Linked DNA regions of Homo sapiens: region 1 is linked to region 2. Evidence: read pairs that join two places in POLR2A ChIA-PET (ENCODE). Cell type or tissue: OCI-LY7. All regions are shown on one strand. Each heading gives the region's core, and the rest is flanking DNA. Links, peaks and the distances in the headings are about the cores only.

What was found. Peaks named below come from ENCODE experiments on the same cell type or tissue, not always from the same donor. Only the 100,000 strongest peaks of a DNase experiment are listed, where the experiment ranks them.
Region 1: POLR2A ChIA-PET joins it to region 2 with 6 read pairs; 5 of 35 experiments call an interaction of 5 or more read pairs at or near these places.

Annotation. Positions count from the first base shown.
Region 1 is chr1:58,540,064-58,543,941 of GRCh38, forward strand. The region is part of intron 1 of OMA1 (OMA1 zinc metallopeptidase); the gene reads right to left. It also overlaps a transcript of DAB1 not described here. Among named protein-coding and RNA genes, the nearest start is that of OMA1, 4.7 kb to the right of the region's middle. In OCI-LY7, for the core only: no CTCF peak of the experiment used is centred there; no DNase peak of the experiment used is centred there.
Region 2 is chr1:58,772,180-58,778,204 of GRCh38, forward strand. No RefSeq gene overlaps it. Among named protein-coding and RNA genes, the nearest start is that of JUN, 8.9 kb to the right of the region's middle. RefSeq lists enhancers at 1,135-1,334, 1,966-2,025. In OCI-LY7, for the core only: no CTCF peak of the experiment used is centred there; a DNase peak (open chromatin) is centred at 1,402.

The sequences.
Region 1 (3,878 bases), core at 1,379-3,878, 230 kb before region 2:
TATACAGGGCTCACACAGGGCATGGTATACTGCCTATCCCCTCCCCACCATTCAAAGTGGAAAACCTTATCATTCGTGGGTAGAGTACTCAGAAGGGTTTTGCCTCAACATTAGAGAAAGATTAGTCTGAGACCGAAAGCTGCTCTGGCCCCACCTAACAAATATTAAAAGCAACCCCCAAAAAGATTAAATGCTTCCAAGCAACAACTGCATCCCAGGAAAAAAAAAAAATCTAAACAGGTATTAGGACACAAAACTATTTAACACTTAACAAGGTGCAATTTATAATTAAAAATCACCAAGCATGCAAGCAGCAAGATATGTGATCCACAATTAGAAGAAATATCAATCAGTGGAAACTAACTCCTAAATAAACAAATAACAGCATTAGTAGATAAGGATATTAGTTATTGTAACTATACTGCACATGTTTAAGAAGCTAAAGGAAAATATGAGCATGTTATGTAGAGATATGTAATATATTTCTTTAAAAGACCTAAACTTTTAGACAAGAAAACTGTAAGAACTAAGATGAAAAACATACTAGATGAGACTAACAGCAGATTAACATTGTAGAAATAAAGATTTGTGACTTTGAAGACGTATCAATAGAAACCATCTAAAATGAAATACAGAGAAAAAATACAATAATAAAAAAAGGCACAGGGCATCAATGAGGTATGCAATAACTTCAAGTGGCCTAATATTCATCTAACTGAAGTCCCCAAAAAGCGGGGAGGAGGTGTAGACAGAAAAAAAAAACACTTGAAATAATGGCCAAAAGTTTTCCAAACTTGATGAAAATTATAAAACCACAAATTCAAAAAGTTTAACAAATCCTACACAAAAGAAACACAAAGGAAAAAAACTACAAGGCACATAACTTCTTAAAATCAATGAAAGATAAAATCTTAAACTTGACATCTTAGGTGAACTGTATAAATTCATTGAAAAACACAAAAAAAGCTGGGCATGGTGGCTCACGCCTGTAATCCCAGCACTTTGGGAGGCCGAGGCAGGTGGATCATTTGAGGTCAGGCATTCGAGGCGTGAAACCCCGTCTCTACTAAAAATACAAAAATTAGGCAGGTGTGGTGGCACTTGCCTGTAATCCCAGCTACTCAGGAGGCTGAGGCAGGAGAATCGCTTGAACCCGGGAGGCGGAGGTTGCAGTGAGCCGAGATGACGCCACTGCATTCCAGCCTGGGCAACAGAGTGAGACTCTGTCTCAAAAAAAAAAAAAAAAAAAAAAAAAAAAAAAAAAAAAAAACAGGAAAAACACAAGAAAGTACATACTCTGATTACATCTCTATAATATAAACTGCAAAAAATGCAAACTAATCCATAGTGACAGAGAGATGAGTGACTGCTTGAGGAGTTGTAGGAAAAAAGCAGCAGGGGAAGGGATTACAAAGAGTGGTGCTTGCCTGTAAACCCAGCTACTTGGGAGGCTGAGGCAGGAGAATCACTTGAACCTGGGAGGCAAGAGACTGCAGTGAGCCAAAATTGTGCCACTACACTCCGGCGTGGGCAACAGAATGAGAACCTGTCAAAAAAAAAAAAAAAAAAAAAAAAAAACCAAAAACAAAAAACAAAAAAACCCAGATTGAGGGAATCTAAATATGAATTGAATTTCAAGTTGTTTTAGGTAATTATTATTTTCTTAGGTGATAATATTGTGGTTATCTGACTATTTTATTCCTGAGATACTTGCTGAAGGATCTGTTCATGATAAATAAAACTCACTTTCAAATTGTACAGCAAAGGTACACACACAAAGGACATAAAGTCAATAAACAAAATATCAGCAATCATTGTATCTCAGTGATAGTTACATATGTGTTCCTTAAATTTTTCTGCATGTTTCAAAATCTTCATATAAAAGTTGGGGAAAAAAATATGTAAACTTCAACCTAAGCTAATACGATATTATCTAGAAAGATGCTCCAGGACTACCAGTTTTAATAGTATTATCTATATATCAAACCATTTGAAAATTACTCAAATTTATTTTTTATGTAATTCATACATCCTGCCCTTGCACTGTTAATGTATAATGTTAATAAAGGGCATGCTAAGTAAAACATTAACTTTGAGTTAACCCTTTTTGAAATACAACCAATTTTAAATTAGTAAAGTCCAGGCTGATATATAATAGTTTGACATTATTAACAAGATACTTTGTTTTTACTTTTTTGAACCAAGCTGAAAAATTGTTAAATAATTTAAGCCTAGAAGTCATTTCACAATTCATACTGGAGTAGCTAGTAAGGTTTTCATTGGCTAGGGGCCATGAGAGTTATGCAGCACAGAATATAGTCCTGCTCTCATGGAGGTTATAATCTAGTTGGGGAGACAAAACTGAACCTAAGTAAGACTATTAGGGGATAATAAAATTCAGTTATTAAATACTACATACTGTATGCATTCTTAAAAAGACATCCATGAGTAGCTGAAGAGTTCAGGAAGGCAGCAATTATTTTTCATGCCATTTAGGCAGATGCAGAAAGACAAAAAAAAATGGAAAGAACTGTTTTAAATGGGAAAGTGTTTTAAGGTTTAAATGTAAAGTCTTCTTCTAGAAGTCAAACTGCAAAAACAACCCAAGCCCACTTTCTTTCCTTGACCTCAAATCTGATGATTTACTGTAGTAGATAAGCTTCAGACACTTGCCCAAGCACAAGTCCTTTTCCAAATGTGCATCTTACAGCCTCATTTTAGGGGACAGGCTTAGACGGCCACATTCATCCCTAGCAACCCCTACCATTAGCTACAGAGCTAGGAGTAGGTATTTGATACTGAAAAGATTTTACATAAAACAGTATTCCGCACAGGAATATAAGGGCATGTGTAAGTTGGGTCTACAGCGGGTGCTATGGCTAAACAAAGCAATATGAAAGCAAGAACTACAAACAAAAAGCTTTTTTAAAAAAAAAAAAGTGGATCCACAGAAAAGACAATGGACTATTAAGTGTAGACAGAAGATAAGTGAGAGACCACAAAGCCAGAGTGAATATGAGAGAATAAGACCTCCCTGATTCCCATGAAACCATTGTACTTCCTACACTTAATTGAGCTTCATGAGCTTTTACTTTATCCCCAAAATAATGCGCTTTCTTCAATGAGTTTCTGTATTCTGCAAATAAATGATCTCTAAGACGTTTACATGGTATAAAACAGTTATACATTTGTTTTTGTAAATTGACAGCATTTTAATATTATACATGTTGTTTACTGGAACTAGCTGAGGGTTCCTCCTACACTTTGCAAAGCCAAATTTACCAATTTTCAACATTTAATCAGTTCCAGAAATACTGGATTATCTCTACAGCAACTTTAGCATCCAAAATATCTCAGCCCACATTAAATCAGTCATGTCAATTCTACCTCCTTCTTATCTCATTCTAGCCTTTCCTGGGCTCTGTGGTCTTATGGTGTTGATCACTACCCACCTAATCTCCCTGCCTTATTTCACCACTAACCCCTCCCACTACAGTTTGACCCCAAACTAGAGCTAAAGCATTATTTCTAAAATGCAAACCCTGGCAACAGAATCCTACCCCGACAATTAACATACAGTCCTACCCTGGTAAATACCAGGTAATCATTTAAAAAATGACATGATGATCTGTAAATCTTTAAAAGATTTAAAAGATAGCAATCTCTGGCAAAGGGATATACAAATTTAAAAATAATAATAAATGCTACCTAAAAACTTCTGTATAACAGAGGTGGCAAACTCAAACGTCTAAAGAAGCACCATACAACAGACCTTTCTACAATGATAAAAATGTTCATGTCTGCACTGTCCAATAAGGTAGCCCCTACATGTGGCTACTGAGCATTTGAAATGTGACTGGTGCATCTGAGGAATGAAA
Region 2 (6,025 bases), core at 1-2,500:
AAGATAAGACTTTAAGAAGACATTGACCAGAATTGCCCATTGAGAGACCAAAAAGTAAATAATGAGTAATGCATTGTGACCCAATTTTAGAAAGGCAGTAGATACCTCTAGCCTGGTCTGCAAGGTTTGATAATAATAACAGCAACAATAATCACTAAATGGATGAGCTCTGGTAGTTGACATTTTCTTTTGATCCCCCCAGTATCTACTCCCTCCTAGATCCTGATTTTCCTTTGAAGATACCCTCTTTCCTCCCTGTCTGGCCATGTGCTTTGAATGACTCCACAACCTTGGTTTCAGAGGTGGGCACTTGACCTACACTTAAGCTGGTCAATATATCCCACTTCACCCCTTGGCCATACTGATTGGTTCAGGGATGTGTATGTGACCCAATTAGATCAATGAAGCATAATTCTGGGAGGCTGTGAGAAATTGCTGTAGCCCTCTGACCCCTATGGATGGAGAGTTGGGACTTTCTGGACACTACCACATGGAGACTGAAGATGAAGCTAACACTTTCCAGAGCAAGCTGAGTGACAGACAGAAATCAAAGCCTGATGATACCATTTGAACCCTGTATATAGCCATGTCTGGAGCTACATCTATGATGGTTTTTGACTGATATATTTCAATAAAAATCCTTTCCATTTAAACTAAGTTTCCTGCCTCTTGCAACCATGGAATTCTAACTGATACATTTATGATTTGCTGGCACTAGGTTAAGTAAGCTCTTTTACATATATTGACCTATTTAATCGTTACAGCAACACAATGGGAGTAGATATTATATTATCTCCATTTCACAGTGAATGCAACTGAGGCTTAGACAAGTGAAATATTTTCCCACTGACAGCTCGAGGTTGATATTAGAATTCAGATCTTAGCCACTATGCTGTTTCCTCGGCATGCGAATATGGCTGGAGAGTGGCAGCATGGTTCTTTCTCAGGATTCCATATCCTCTCAGGCACTTCATCCAGTTCTCTCCCTCCCCTCCCCAACACTGGTAACCCATTCCTTCATTTTGCTGTCCTTTCCCTCATCTCTTCTCCCAATCTCACACCTTGACTTCAATACTCCCAGGAGATAAACATTAGGCCCTCCACCTAGCAAGTTCAGAGAGCTCAGGTTTAGAGCAAGCTCAGAGAGCCTAAGGCAGGAGACTGGCTGAGATGACCCCTGCACAGCCCCCAGGCCACCTTGTTGTGGAAGCTATGGCCTTAGCCTGGGTGCTGGTGATTGCTTCTTCCTTTTCTGGCACAGAGCCACTCTCAGAGGCTTCTTTGACAGCACCTAGGGCAAGCCAGGCTGATAGGCACCCTGCTCGAATAAGGCATTTCACTGCCTGGGCATTTGTGTGCAGCTGGCTCTGTTTGAAATCCTGCCTCTTTCTGACTTCACTTCCTGAATGTGCTGACAGGCCTCTGAGCCAAGCCAAACAGGTTCACAATGCAGTGCCTGCAGAGTATTCCCCCGTGAGTGCAGCTGGGGAAACAAAACTTTTCTCCAGCCCACAGAGAGGACCTGCCAGCCCTTATATGACCAAGAAGTAGGCCCTGTGAGACCTCGTTGAATCTTAATGGGAAATGTTTTTATTTCAGCTGTGTGTGTGTGTGTGTGTATGTGTGTGTATGTATTCCTGATTGTATTCCTGATTTTTTTTTCTTAAATTAACAAGTCGACAGTAAAAACTAGCTAATTATTCTGTGCCTGCTGTATATAAGTGCTTTAGATGTATGTTCCTCCCAACAACCTTCTGTGGCAGCCATGATTGGCCTCATTTTTGCAAAGAAAGAAATTGAGGATTAGCAATCAATGGTAAGGGACTGGCTCCATGCTCCCCAGCTACAAGTGGCAGAGGCTAGATTTAACGCAGGGGCACTTCACTCCAAAATCTGCATGCCTCTGAGTCATAATACCTCAATTCTCTCCCCTAACTCATAATACCTCAATTCCTGATGTGTTTGTTCAGAAGTGCAGTGAGGAACAGTGGGAAGGGCAGAGGCTCTAGTGTCTTTCTAGCTCTGAAGTTTGGCAAGATAGTTTTTTTCTCTAAATCTCAGTTCCTCATATACAAAATGAAATAACAGTGCCTGTGTGGCAGAGAAGTTGCAGAGTTCAATGAGATAGAAATTTACATGGCAGTACTATTCAAGAGCAAGGTCCTGTGTGGACAAAGCCAGTTCTTTGGAGTCAGGAAGAGTTGGATTCAGCTTGAGCTTCTACAAGTCACTTATTTCCTAAAGTTGAACAAGACCTGATGCTCCATTTCCCCTTAACACCAACCCTGGAAGTCCTAACACAATGCCTGCTACATAGGAGACATGTAGCAAATGGTATCTATTATAAATATTATATACGTGTCGGTTTTTATTATGCTTGTAGCAAGCATTATTGGTTCCTACCAGAGGATATCGTTCCTACTGTTGGTTCCTACTAGAGTTAGAATATACTAGGTAATGCTATAAGAACAAGCAACCCTCAAATTCAGTGCCTTAAAGCAACAAATTCTTGGGGGATTTTGCTCATGCTAAATGGTCACTGTGGGTATGCTGGTGGTCAGGAGTTGTGGGAGAGGAGAGTGGACTCTGTCCACATCACTATCGTTTAAGGACACAGGCTGATGGACATTGCATTCCTGTGTGTCCACAGTTGCCAAGGCAAAGAAAAGGGAAGATGTTGAATCTTGTAGTTGCTCTCAAGGCGTCCTATCTTGGTGTGATATGTCACCATTGTTTGCATTTCATTGGCTGATGCAAGTCAGAAGTCCTCTCGCTTAAGTTCAAGGAGGTAGGAGATGGCAAAGTACAAGCAATCATGGTGGGTTCATTTCCTAGTCATGAATGATTTTGAGTCTAGGAATATGACCTGCTCCTGTCCAATGGGACAAAAGGGCAAGTCTACTGGGGTGGAGGTGGGGAGCCGCTAGGAAAGTTTCTCTTGTTAATAAAAACAGAAAGATGATAGTAAACATTCCTGCATTGCTGGTGACTATTGTGTTGACTTATGATGCCGGAAATGCTGCAGGTATCTTGAGTGCTCACAAGAAACTTCCTTGACACACTGAGAATGGTGAAATGAAAAGATAGGAGGCACCTGAACCCGTGATTATGTCATTAAGCCACTACATTAGCCACTCGTGGACTTGTTTCATAGCTGGTCTTCTGGTTTACGTTGCATGTTCTGTTGCTGGCCCCTGCACACATCTTAACTGGTAGAATGGTCAATAATAGAACAATTCAGATGCCTGCCCATTTTTCTCCAGGATAACATAATATCAGGAAAAGTTTCCCCCTTCAAGCATGAACCTAAGATCAATCAATACACCCTGGAAGAGATTAGTCATCAGCCCAAGGTGATGAATGTACAATCCTCAGGATATTTGGGAAATATTCAAATTCTGTCCAGGGGACCAGTGAGTACCTACAACCTAAGAAGGCAATAACTGTATTGGTCATCTGGTAACACAATTGTTTGAAGCAATAATGAGGCAATCATCAAACAATGTTTTTTAGTGATGTACATGAAAGAAGTTTGTATAGCAAGAAACTCTCAGGGCTTCTCAGCACAGAAGTGTTCGTTCTCTCCAGAGAGGGGGAGTTTGCAGAGAGGCAAGGAGAGTTCATTAGACATTGCTGCGGCATGGACAAAATATCCCAGGAGACTATCTGATTACCTTTGCTCAGATGCTGTGCACATCAAAGAACCTTCTGATAACTAATTCAGTCCTCAGGGTCCTTGATGTAGACGTAGGGGTGTGCACTGAGTAAGAGACCCAAGGTCACCAGGATTTCTGTTTCTTGGAACAATATAGGTGAAAAATATGGTTCTTGATGCCTGGGGACCAAATTGTGCCCCACCAGTTACTGGAGCCATGGCCTCAACAAAAGCACTTAAAACTCACTGGGAGCCTCAGCTTCTGCTCCCATGAAACATGACTACTATCAATGGGCATCCCGAGAACAGTGGTGAAAATAACATGAGACAGAAGAGGCAAAAGAGCTTTGGAAACTACAAGAGTATGGATGGGTGAGTACAAATGTCATTGCTCATCACTCTTTCTTTTGCTTAGTATGCTCCAGGGATTCAGGCCTTCTCATAACTACTAGGGTGCACCAGAGTCTTTCCCAGGCTCTCCTTCATGCTGATTCTTCACCTGGGATGTCTCACTCCTATTCATCTGCTCTTCACATGGGGAACTCTTAGTCTAAGATTTCTCAGCTCAAGTAGTTCTCCAGAAATACTTTGTTGCCAACCCAATTTAGATCTTCTCTTTATTAGTGCCCAGTTCTTTTTCTTCATTGCACTTTAATCATATATTTATTTGTGTGTTTCTTTTCCTTCCTCCCTCCCTCCCTCCCTCTCTTTCTCTCTCTCTTTCTTTCTTTCTTCACGGAATCTCTCTCTGTCGCCCAGGCTGGAGTGCAGTGGCGCCATCTCAGCTCACTGCAACTTCCGCCTCCTGGGTTCAAGTGATTCTCCTGCCTCAGCCTCCTGGGTAGCTGGGATTACAGGCACCCACCACCATGCCCAGCGAATTTTTGTATTTTCAGCAGAGAGACAGGGTTTCACCATGTTGGCCAGGCTGGTCTCGAACTACTGACCTGAAGTAATATGCCTGCCTTAGCCTCCCAAAGTGCTGGGATTACAGGTGTGAGCCACCATGCCTGGCCTTGTGTGTTTATTTACTGTTCCTTTTAGCTAGATGAGAAACTCCATGAGGGAAGGCATCCTGTTGCTTTCACTCTTCTGTGTTCCTGGTTTCTGGCACAAAATAGGATTTCAATATTACTTGTGGTAGAAAATGAGTGCTATGGGAATGTAAAATGTTATTATCAGTTCCCTCAACATAATTTGTTTATACATCAAAGAGTTTATAAAGTTTGGGTCAACTAGCCTCATTGAGCTTAATCAATTCTAGGTGACCAGATAAAGTCAGGTTTGGTCTTGCAGCAGTGAAGACCAGTTCTGTGCTATAACCCTGGAAGGCCTGGCCTACACGGGTGCAGGTCTGTTTCATTCACATCTGTTTATTTGAGCTTCCTGACTCTGAACAGGTGGGCTCTAGACCATTTTGTGAGAAGATTTTCTTTCAGGTATCAAATGGACCCAATGGAGAGGAAAATGTAAGCATGGAGCAGGTAGCATAAGAGGAAAGCAAACCTCCTGGTATCCCTCTTTAGGCCTAACTCATCAGAAAGTTACATAAGAAGAAAGGTGGCATGATGTAGCCTGGACCAAGCCATCTTCTTCCCATTTGTCCCCCAACTGTAAGACTACTTTAAATACCACAGGCATTCTAAATAAAACTGAAAACCTATCTTTGGTATTTCACCCCTTACCTAGCTTCTTCTTCACCAATCCATCCTCCAAACTGTTGCCAGCATGAATCATTCTTAAGCTGAGGGTATTATGTCCCCACTCTGTTTCAAATTCACCTGCTTTCTCCGTCACCTATAGGATAACATGGAATGGATATTAAATCTCAACCCAAGCCTTCAACTTCCCTGCCTCTTCTCCCTTCAGTTTTCTTCTCGTATCTTTCTTCCGAGCTTCTCTAAGCAGCCTTCAGGTCCCTAAACACAAGACGTTTTCTCATACTTCTCTGCCTTTGCATGCACGTTTCTTTCCAATCTTTTCTGCCTGGTAAGGCCCACTGGATCAGCTCAAATGTCACCTCTCCCATAAAGCATTTTCTAATAATGTCTCCTTCTGCTCCCATCTGGCACCTTTTTCTTATAGCATATATCTTGTGCCTTTAGAATAGTTTCTATTTCATCTCCACATTCCACTCTACCAGAATGTGAGTTCCTTGAGAATAGGGATTATATTTTGCTCATCATTGAATCCCCACAGACAAGCAGAGGGCCTCAAAGAGACTCAGGACCAGAGGAATGCCCTGCTTTATGATGTTCAAAAGTCCAAAACCAAACAACTCAAGTTAGGTTCCAGAGTTAGGAAAGAATAGTTTTACATTCTGGGGCCATCCCAGCTGCTAACCCTCTTCCCCTCTTCTATGAGATCCTA